2 separate regions of the Mus musculus genome follow, and region 1 is linked to region 2. Evidence: chromatin loops called from intact Hi-C (ENCODE). Cell type or tissue: left cerebral cortex. All regions are shown on one strand. Links, peaks and the distances in the headings refer to the core of each region. The heading gives the core; the rest is flanking DNA. Region 1 overlaps Grip1 (glutamate receptor interacting protein 1). Region 2 holds the start of Gm51815 (a long non-coding RNA gene).

Evidence for each region. Peaks named below come from ENCODE experiments on the same cell type or tissue, not always from the same donor. Only the 100,000 strongest peaks of a DNase experiment are listed, where the experiment ranks them.
Region 1: a loop joins it to region 2, with 4 times the contacts of the local background. A loop is called at or near these places in 2 of 42 quality-filtered maps.

What each region holds. Positions count from the first base shown.
Region 1 is chr10:120,035,841-120,041,221 of GRCm38, reverse strand. It overlaps Grip1 (glutamate receptor interacting protein 1), which reads right to left. Exons shown (of 23, transcript NM_001277292.1): 17 at 2,792-2,931; 18 at 2,429-2,623. Among named protein-coding and RNA genes, the nearest start is that of Helb, 74 kb to the left of the region's middle. In left cerebral cortex, for the core only: no CTCF peak of the experiment used is centred there; a DNase peak (open chromatin) is centred at 2,799.
Region 2 is chr10:119,815,338-119,820,718 of GRCm38, reverse strand. All of the region lies in intron 1 of Grip1 (glutamate receptor interacting protein 1), which reads right to left. Gm51815 (a long non-coding RNA gene) reads left to right here and starts at 914. Exons shown (of 3, transcript XR_003949037.1): 1 at 914-1,089; 2 at 2,078-4,619. In left cerebral cortex, for the core only: a CTCF peak has its summit at 4,146; DNase peaks (open chromatin) are centred at 778, 1,318 and 2,211; H3K4me3 peaks cover 1,299 bases; H3K27ac peaks cover 1,091 bases.

The DNA of each region.
Region 1 (5,381 bases), core at 69-5,068, 220 kb before region 2:
CATGCCCAGCTCAAACTACTTTTTATTAGGAATTTTATTTACACTTCGAATTTTAACCCCTTTCCTCATTTCCCTTCCCCAACCCCCCCCCATTCAATCCCCCTCCCCCCCTGCTCACTAACTGACCCACTCCCATTTCTTGGCCCTGGCATTCCCCTACACTGTGGCATTGAGCCTCCATAGGAGCAAGGGCCTCTCCTCTCATTGATATCCCACAAAGCCATTCTCTGCTACATATGCGGCTGGAGCCTTGAGTCCCTCCATGTGTGTTCTTTGGTTGGTGGTTTAATCCCTGGGAGCTCTAGGGTTACTGGTTAGTTCATATTGTTGTTCCTCCTATGGGGCTGCAAACCCCGTCAGCTCCTTGGGTACTTTCTCTAGCTCTTTCATTGGGGACCCTTTGCTCAGTCCAATGGATGGCTGTGAGAAACCACTTCTGCATTAGTCACACACTGGCAGAGCCTCTCAGGAGACAGCTACATCAGGCTCCTGTCAGCAAGCACTTGTTGGCATCTACAATAGTGTCTGGGTATGGGAACTGTATATGGGATGGATCCCCAGGTGGGACAGTCACTAGATGGCCTTTCCTTCCATTTCTGCTCCAAACTTTGTCTCTGTATGATCTCTAACTATCTTAGTTTCTTCAGGCCTATAAAGACTTTAATATATCAATGTTAAAGTTAGCATTATAACTGTTATTCAAGTTTTTGAAATGCTTCATAAGCATTTTTTTTAGTTTTTACTAAGAAAGGTCAAACCATATATTTCATGTACCAATCATAGTCCCAGTCTTATGGTGCAAAAGGCTGGAATAGCTCAGTTCTTATCAGCTTATGGGGCGGAACTCATCAATATCAATCGTTTTCTCACAACAATTTATGTAAAAATGTTTCCCCACTAGTTAAAAATAAATAAGTCAACACATGCATTAATAAATATTATTATATAATTTATATTAATAAATAACATTATATTATAATATTATGTGATCTGTTAATAAATAAACACACATTAATAAATTACTTGGATGAATTTTGAGTAGGTTCCTTCATCTGACATCCCTTATGCCCAGTAATTTTCAGGCAATGAAAATGTGACACCGGGTGGCGTGGCTAACTTGTCACATGATATTACAACTTGGAAGACTTGCCAGATAATGAAGGGTTGAATTATATGTGTGTGTGTTGGGGGAGGGGCACTGGAGAGCTGGCTCAGTAGAGGAGCTAGGTTTGGTTCCCAGTATCTCATCAGGTGCCTCACAGCTGCCTGCTACTCCAGCTCCTGGAGATCTGACACCTCTGGTCTCCTGCATCTCTGTGCACACACCCAATACCCAACAAGCACATCCAATGTAATCAATCTTTAGCTTCACTTGAGACCTTCAACATATTTCCTCTGTCAAATTCCAACATTATGACTCTGTAATAGCTTGAGAAGTTGGTATGTCCTTTTGATTTCTTTTTCCCTACCTATCTAGAACTTACCAGAGCATGACACAGCAGAGGCAGGGTGAGCAAAAAGAAATATGAAAGCCAGGATGAGAGACAGCTAAAGGTGCACTCTCCTAATGGGTGGTTAACTAAATGTGATGGTTTGTATATGCTTGGCCCAGGGAGTGGCACTATAAGTAGGTATGGCCTTGTTGGAGTAGGTATGGCCTTGTTGGAATAGGTGTGGTTGTGTCACTGTGGGCGTGGGCTTAAGACCCTCATCCTAGCTACCTGGAAGTCAGTCTTCCACTAGCAGCCTTCAGATGAAGATGTAGAACTCACAGCTCCTCCTGAGCCATGCCTGCCTGGATGCTGCCATGTTCCTGCCTTGATGATAATGGACTGAACCTCTGAACCTGTAAGCCAGCCCCAATTAAATGTTGTCCTTATAAGACTTGCCTTGGTCATGGTGTCTGTTCACAGCAGTAAAACCCTAACTAAGACACTAAGTTACTAAATAACCCTCACTCAAACCTGCTCTCTAAACACCATGTCTGGGAAGACACATCTATGATACACCTTCACATGTCATACAACTATAACTCCCTAACAATGAGTACTAAGGTAAACTTCAGTTTCTATTCAAGCCAGGCATGGCCAAGAATCAATGGGGCATCATACTAGTCATTGGTGACTCTCTTGTTAACAGCTTCAGACAACCTCCTGCCCATCTTTGTGGAATGCTTGCTAAGAAATCCAACACTACAGTCTCTATGAAACTGCTTTGCTGTACAGTCTGTTTCATATCTCCCTAAGCGTTCTGCATTGAACACATGGCCATCAGCATCCTATCAGTGTATGATAAATGCCCACGGCTTACAAGAAGGAGGGAAGTCTAGGGTGGCAAGGTGGGAAGGCTCAGGTTGTTCACGGTAGACACATTGAGTCAGCACGGGTTACGAAAAGACATTCTGCACACAGAACAGACTCTTCCATACCTTGACTCCCATAGCTGGCATCTATTCCAGACCCATCCCAGGAGTCCACAGCACTGTCCACGCTGGGCACCGTGGAGGGGTACGCATCGGAGAGCTTGCCAGGTTTCTGTATTGGGGAGGGGTCCTCCTCACCATCTCCTAGGTCCCCCGAGTGGCCAGGGATGGGGAACTTCTTGGGACTTGATGCAGATTGGGCTTTACAGACAGGGAAACAGGGCACACATCAGTGTAAATTCACAAGAAAAGATTCTCGGATACAGCAGCTCAAGAGCCACTTCCCTAGAAATGCACACGGACACTGCACACTCTTTTAGGGGAGGAAACATGCTGGAAACCCTTAATTGGGACTCTCGCCCCACTCACCATCTGTCTGTTTCTTAATTTTCAGGGTGACAGTCTCTCCTGCCATCTGGAGCAAGTGGATGGCTTCACTCAGAGGCTTCCCCTTCAAGCTGCTGCTATTGATGGCTAGGATTCTATCTCCGATGTGGATCGCTCCAGTCCTGGAATACCAGACAGTGGCAGAGGAGGTAGACACACCAGACAGGGGAGGGGAGGGGAGGTAGACACACCAGACAGGGGAGGGGAGGGGAGGTAGACACACCAGACAGGGGAGGGGAGGTAGATACAATCCCTGCAGGCTTCTTAGGGTAAGTCTATCAATATATCTCCATATTAATAATAACAGGCTTGGTAGGTTTCTAAAATCCACTTCTAGATTTCTGTTGGCAAATGTTGTAACCTGCATCTATGGTGAATAACTTTTTAGTTTCCAATAAAATTAGAAAAAGCATTTTAATTAGTTTTGAGAGTGAACCAGGATATATATATGTGTGTGTGTGTGTGTGTGTATGTGTGTATCTATATTAAACTCCAAGAGAGCTGAGTCATTGGTCAAATGCCTTACAGGTCCCCAGGAAATGAACTCGGTCAAACAAAAAACATGGCCATGTATAGCAGGCAACCTTCTTGAATCCACAGATGGAAAATGTCCAATACAAAAATGGCGCTCAGTTCGCCATAAGACAGATTCAAGAGGTTGAGACATAGACTAGACAGGCACAGCAGTAGCCCTGGCCTGGCTCTAAGATTTGAAAAAGGCTGGACAGAAGGGTTATTTGGTGCTAAGTTTAAGACCATCTCTGTCAGCCACCAGGTCAGCTGTGTGACATGGCTCCCTTATTTCAACCTCTCTGGATATCAGTTCCTCACTCATAGGATGGGGGTAACCATCGCACAGGGTAGCCCCGAGGATGAGATGGGCACACATGTAAGACATGGACTGACGTGTGGGTAAAGAAAGCATGTCACTCCGTCTATGAATTTTGTGTATGTGGTGTCTAAATATATATGTGTCTATGCATATACATGTGTGTAGGGCCTGTTGATATCAGAAGTCAACACTGGGTCTCTCTCAATCATCCTCTACCATATCTGTCAGTCAGTCAGTCTGTCTGTCTGTCTATCATATCTCTAATCAATCAATCTATCTATCAATCTATCAATCTATCTATCTATCTATCTATCTATCTATCTATCTATCTATCTATCTATCTATCTATCATCTATCGACCTAATCTATATATTTATCTTTTCATCTTTTCATTGACCTACCTACCTCTTTACCTATTGATTACTTTTGAAGGCATGGTTTATCATTGAATCTGGAGCCCATTTTTTTTTGGCTAAGCCGCTGGCCACTGAGCTCTTGGAGGGTCCTCTTGTCCGAGTGCCCAGCACTGTGGTGGCAGGTGTTCCCTTATGCACCTGATTTTTATGTGGTGCCTGGGATGTGCTCAGGTCTTTATGCTTGTGCGACAGACAGGCACTTTACCAATGGATCGATCTCCCTAGCCTTAAACACGGCATGCATTGACCGATTAATACCCTGATAAACAGCATCTTTAACCTTCGCAGCCTTTATATCCTCATCCAATCTGAATGACTACACTGGGATATTCAGTGCTGATGTTGACTTTCTCTGCCACTGTTGGGGAGCATTGGAAAGGACGGGGTGCTACGGATGATGGGCAAGACAATGGCTGAGCTCTTCATCCCAAGACAAAGATGCTGAGCTGAAGCAAGAAGGTCAAGCCTTGGCCGAACCGGATCACCTTAAATTCAGATCTTGAAGGAATTAACTCTGTTTATGGGGTTGTTAGGGACAGAGCTTGTTCTAGGGCTGTGGCAGCTGTGTTGGACAGAAATATCTAGCTGGCAGAGGTGCTACAGTGTACACTGGTAAGGAAGGGAGGCTTAACGTATCTACCAATGCATTTAGAATTACAGAAATTTTCTCTGAAAAAGATCTCTTCTGCCATAAAGAGTACTAGAGTTCACGAATGATGGAGCTTGTAAGATCCAGCCGTAATGAACCACTTTGCAGACTCCTTTGTTGTCTCGCAGTGATAACTAGGACAGGAGGATGCCCGAAGAGACCCTGTCCTAGGTGTCTCAGCTAAAATCAGAATATTAGATTCTAGCAGAGTGGCCCTGGCTGAGCCGCCTCAGCCCCCTCGTCTGACAGACAGAGCTGTCAAGTGAACTGATTTCTAAGCCAGGTACCTTGCAGTTCTGAAAAAAAAAATGTTGCTGTGCCACATCTCTATCTTGCAACTACTGTCACCAAGTGTCAGCCTCAATGACATGCCTGAGCATTCTCGAGCTAAGTCACTGGAAAATAGATCTAGTTAGAGAGTCTGTTGTGTGCCCAAGCAACATGTCTCAGGAATAAAAAAGGGGGGGGGCTGTTCAGCAGAGGGCGGAGAGCAGGCGCGGTGTATGCATCACTGCCAAAGAACAAATGGACATGCACAAGGAGATACTATTGAGAGGGTCACTACATCCTGTTAACTGCAGCCTCCGAGGACCAAGCCTTTATTATCCTCTCAAATACATAGAAGCTTACTACAATACCTGTCAGGCAACAGAAAAGCTCAGCAAACGTTTGCAG
Region 2 (5,381 bases), core at 142-5,141:
GTACTTGATTACAGGCTGAAAATGAAAGGCATTTCCAGCCACCTCTTTCTCCGCAGACCAAAGTTTCTTCTTCAGTCGTACATGTTTCTCTAAAGATGTATCCAAGGGAAACAGGCCAGGGAAACTCGCCCCTCTGCATGTTTAGAAGGCTGGATCAGTAAAAGGAGCCATTCACTAACTTTGAAATAGAATATATATATATATATATATATATATATATATATATATATATATATATATATATATATATATATACAAGCAAACCAGATGGAACAACTAGGCTGACTTAAAAAAAAAAAAAGCACGTTTGAAGTGTCATACAGATTTCATTAGTGTTTTAGACTTCTAAGAGAGATGATTTCAAGCCAGTAAATCTTGAAGTGAAGGCATGAGGCCATGATTGTATTTTTACTTTCAAATAAACTTCTTCAAATATCACAGAGGACCAAATAATTTTGAATTTTCTAATGTATTTGGACATGTATTTCTAACACACACACACACACACACACACACACACACACACACACACAGGGTTGGGGGGAATATGAGAGAGAGAGAGAGAGAGAGAGAGAACGAACGAGCTAGTAATTTTAAAACTGTCCTGGTAAAAGGCTCATGAGATTTGAGGAATTAATAAACAATTATTCTGTGGACTGAGCAGCTGTGCGGGTCCAGAAGCTGCCAGCTGCATTTAGTATGTGTTCCACAGAAAGGACAGTCATGCTCACTTGACTCCTCTTGACCAGATAATCAGCATGCAAAATGACGGTTTCCCGTAATAACTTCAGCACCAGACCCAGACACATCTGCTTTTCAGCAAGGAATGAAGTCATTTAAAAAAAAAAAAAATCACACAAGCTCCCCCCTCCACCCCCAATTTCAGCATGAACCCAGCCAGGATAAACCAGCACAGACCTGGGGAATCCACCTATACACAGAAATCTGTACATATTTCTCTGAGTTCTTTGTTGCCCGACAATAAACTGTAAAAGGCAGTCATATTTGAAAGTAACAGCCATTCGGCTGTGGTTCTGGGCTGCGGAGGCAGGCGCACGGTGAAGGAGGAGGAAAAGTACCGTACCTTTGGTAAGTCGCCTTAGAATTTGACAGCGGCATTTAAAAGAGACAGCTATCATTCTTGCTCTCTGCTCTCTGGCAAAGTGTACACAGGGGCTCTGCTCTGGTGGCTGCAGCGGCGAGCGGCAGCATGTGAATTCCTTGCGCACATACCAGGAGAAAGGTAGTCCCAGTGGGGAGTGACAAAGCTTAATTCCTCTTGGCTGATGCAGAGGTCCGCTACATGTCATCTGGCAGAGCTGTGCCTTTCAGTTCACTATCACCGCCACCACCACCACCACCACCACCAACACCACCACTGCTGCCCGTCACAGCCTCCTCCCCTGCTCCATCACAATGGCTTATAAAATAAGGCTGTTTCGTAGCAACAAAGCAGCAGATAGGAGAACTAGGAGGAAGCGGGGACAAGGCTGCGAGAGGAGCCATTCCATAAATCTCACACTAAGCACTGTGCAATGTATGCTGTTTCAGGGTAAAGCTGTGCATTCTAGCCAGTGCGGGTCCCTCCACCCCTTGCTTCTCAGCTATGGGTCTCATGTCACAGGAAAGGCGAGAGATGCCTGCACTCTGACTTTACAAAGAGATGTGTGTATCATCTACTATATTCTTTCAACGGTGGCTTCCACGCAGGGCTCCCTGTGCCGAGGGACTGTAGTTTTGGCTAGGGATTAGAGGCAGACCTTTGATCTACCTGGAAAGGTCTGTTTGGCACTTTTCAAATCTCTAAGGGTCAAGGCAGGGCTGGTTTGTGAATGGGATGCAAGAAAGACGGAGGGAAGGAGAGAGAAGGGGCTTGGGAGAGTTTGGTCAGTAGAGCAGATGGAGTTCCAAGCCCTTTAACCACTCAAGAAAAAAAAAAAAAAAAAAAAAGAAAAAAACCTGCCTTGGCTAGAGAGCAGTGTAGTCAAGACTGTTTCTAAAGATACCAGGAATAAAAGCGAGCACAGCCAAGTATTTCTATTTTCAATGAGCCTTATTATACTGTTTTCCCACACAGCCCTCTCCTAAGCCATTCTCTCCACATGCAAATCTGAAGTGCCTTGCTCCACCACAGCAGAACATGGCCTGGGTTCTGCTCCTCGGAGGAGGAGGAGGAGGAGGAGGAAATTAACAAGCCCTTCCCAGCCCCATTCACAAACTGACAAGAGGCGGAGCCCATATCTTCATCTGCCAGCACCAGCCCGGTCAGGGCACAGTCACCAGAACCTGACATCTGCTGTGGAATCTCCATCACAAGTGAGACATCTCTCGTGGGAGCTAACATGGACGTGCGGTGGGGAGACGTAGGTGGGTGGCCAGACAGCCGAAGTCAGTCGCTCACTCCGGAGGACAGAAGGACAGACACCATAGTGTTTAAGCTGCTGCCTTAACATTTCCTGGGTATGAATTGGTCATCTGATGTTATTCTCCACCACTTCTGATTGATTTTTTCCCCCAAAATAAGTCTTTTAAAGGCCAGTGAGTGAATGTGTGAGACCTGGCAATCTGAGATCCTTCCTCAGGGTCAACATGGTAGAAAGAAAAGAAGCTCACCTTAAGAGTTGTCATCTGGCCGGGTGTGGTGGCGCACGCCTTTAATCCCAGCACTCAGGAGGCAGAGGCAGGTGGATTTATGAGTTCGAGGCCAGCCTGGTCTACAGAGTGACTTCCAGGACAGCCAGGGCTATACAGAGAAACCCTGTCTCAAAAAACCAAAAAAAAAAAAAAAAAAAAAAAAAAAAAGAGTTGTCATCTGACTCACACGTGTACACACACACATACAATACACACACACTCAAACATATACAATACACACTCACATACCACATACTCACACTCACCCACTCTTACCCACTACACACACTCACACACCACACACAATCACACACATACACGCACACACACAATACATAAACACTCATACACCACATACACTCACACACACTACACATACTCACACACCATACAAATTCTCTCTCATACACACATACACACACCTATGCACACACACACACACATACAGAATACACACACACACCACATACACAACACACCTACATACTCTTATACACATTACTACACATACACACCATATACATACTACACTCACACACACACACACACACACACACACACAAAACACGCTCTCTCTCTCTCTCACATACACACACTCACACATATGTGCACACACACATAGTTTAAAACTGTGAAAGGTTTTTCAAGCTGGACTCTAAAATAACTCGTACTATTTTCAAGCCCAGCCGTAGCATCTTCTCTTCATTCATAAATCTCATATCATCTTAAGCAATTTCCATTCATCAGCAGGGAACGAAGATGTTTGCTCTTTGGAGTCCAACAGAAAAATAACCTATGTGCAAAACACAGCTGACCATTATGGACATTTGCATGAAAGACTTTTGAAAAGAACAGAATTTATCAAGGATGGTCTACCTGGAGCCACCAGCCATCTTTAATCAATGGGATTGATAGTATTAAATGGATTATGAGAGTCCTACGTTTTAAATTGCTCCAATACCATCATTTTTAAAAGAATGATATCCATCATCACTTTTGTTCCTTTTAGGCCATCTCTAGCCTCCCTGGTTATTTTTTTCTTCTAAATAGAAATAAACCTAGTTGCCAGAGGCTTGGATTATTACTTGATGTGAAGTGAATATTTATAGCTATGTCATTTCACGATCCTTTCCTGAATCTAACGCCTTTTCTAAAATCCAGGCCCTCAGAATATGCAGCTGTCAAATAGTATTAATACCACCTTACTGGGGGAGCACTACTGGGGAGCATTGCTACTCTGGTCCCTTTTGTTAATGTCTATTCCGTTAAACCTCAACACTTTACAGGAATCTCTCGCCTCTCTGCTACCGTGCAGCCTCAAATCTAACCTGCTCCTTCTTTAAAGCCAAGATCATCAAATACTCCTACTTTCACTAGCATACCCAGTTTTTGGGGTTTTTTGTTTGTTTGTTTTGTTTTTAAGCCCTGTTTTGTGGTCCCAAGAAAGCTTCAGAACTAAGAAAACATTCTGTGTCCCCAGCAGGAGACACGGCACATCCTGCAGCACTCCTGTGTCCCCAGCAGGAGACAGGGCACATCCTGCAGGACTCAAAGGCTCCCGAGAGCCCACACTGAGGGCTGATCTTTTCTCTTTGGATTTTGTGACAGCCCCCTTGGGTTCTCCTCCAGAAAGGAGCCCCTTGTGAAAGGCCTTTCCTGGATGTGAGGAAATCTCCCCTGTGGTCCTACCTCCTCACCCTGGGTCCTCTAGTACCCAGGTAATTTCCTTGGGAACAATTCCTAGGCCAGAAGATCTACCTAAGTTAGACACTGTGTCCTTTCTGCCTGACACAAACTGAGCCTCGGATATGAAACTTCGATGTCAGCAGAAAGCCTTCCTGAGATGCACCCTGCCCGCCCTGCCCCCATCTCACAGCTCGCTGACTTGTGGTCCAAAGGTCTCACATGCCCAAGGCATCTGGTGGACATCATCCACAGCTTCCTGTCAGGAGCCCTCTGGACAGAGTGGCCCACATTTCTTGCATGTAAGTTTAATATAACCATCCATCCTTGGGTCCTGTTAGCACTCCCTGCCACCTGGAGTGGCTCAACCATAGAGGTAGCTTGGCTATCACAGCACGCTCAGCTCACTGAAGGGCACCAAGTAGTGACTAAAAAAATTACAAAGCAGTCAAAACAGTAGCAAATGTGTGTCCGGTGACGGCGTAGAACAATCGGGACAGCAGTCTAAGGGTCAGTTCCTTTAAAATCACAAAGGAACAGACAAAACCCCAAAGCCCCAATACCTAAAAACATGGCCTTGCTGGATTTGGAGTCGATTAATCCCTTGAAATTATAACTTGTTTCAGGGTTTCTCTAAACGTAAGCTTCCTTAAGGCCTAATGCAAGGGTATTACATTTACACGGAATTTAACATATCATGGGGGGGGGGCGGTATTCCATTTACACAGAATCATTGGGGAGGCTCAGTTCAGGTTTTTGATCAGATACAGATTGGTTGTCAGGAAGATGACTCAGCTGGTGCATGTGTAAGATCAAGAAGGACCATCTCTTTTCACCCCTGCCTTCGTAGCTCCCCACAGATGGCGTCTAGAGTTTGCTTATGATAGGCAAGCAAGCTTTTCTCAAGTGACATTCCCCAGCCCCGGTAGTCTTTCTGTTGTGCCTTTCTTACTAGTTCCTCTACACTGACAGAAAAGGTGAGGAACCCTGAGACGCCTCATCCAGCAGTGGATGGAAACAGATGCAGAGACCTATAGGCAAACATCAGACGGAACCAGGCTGGG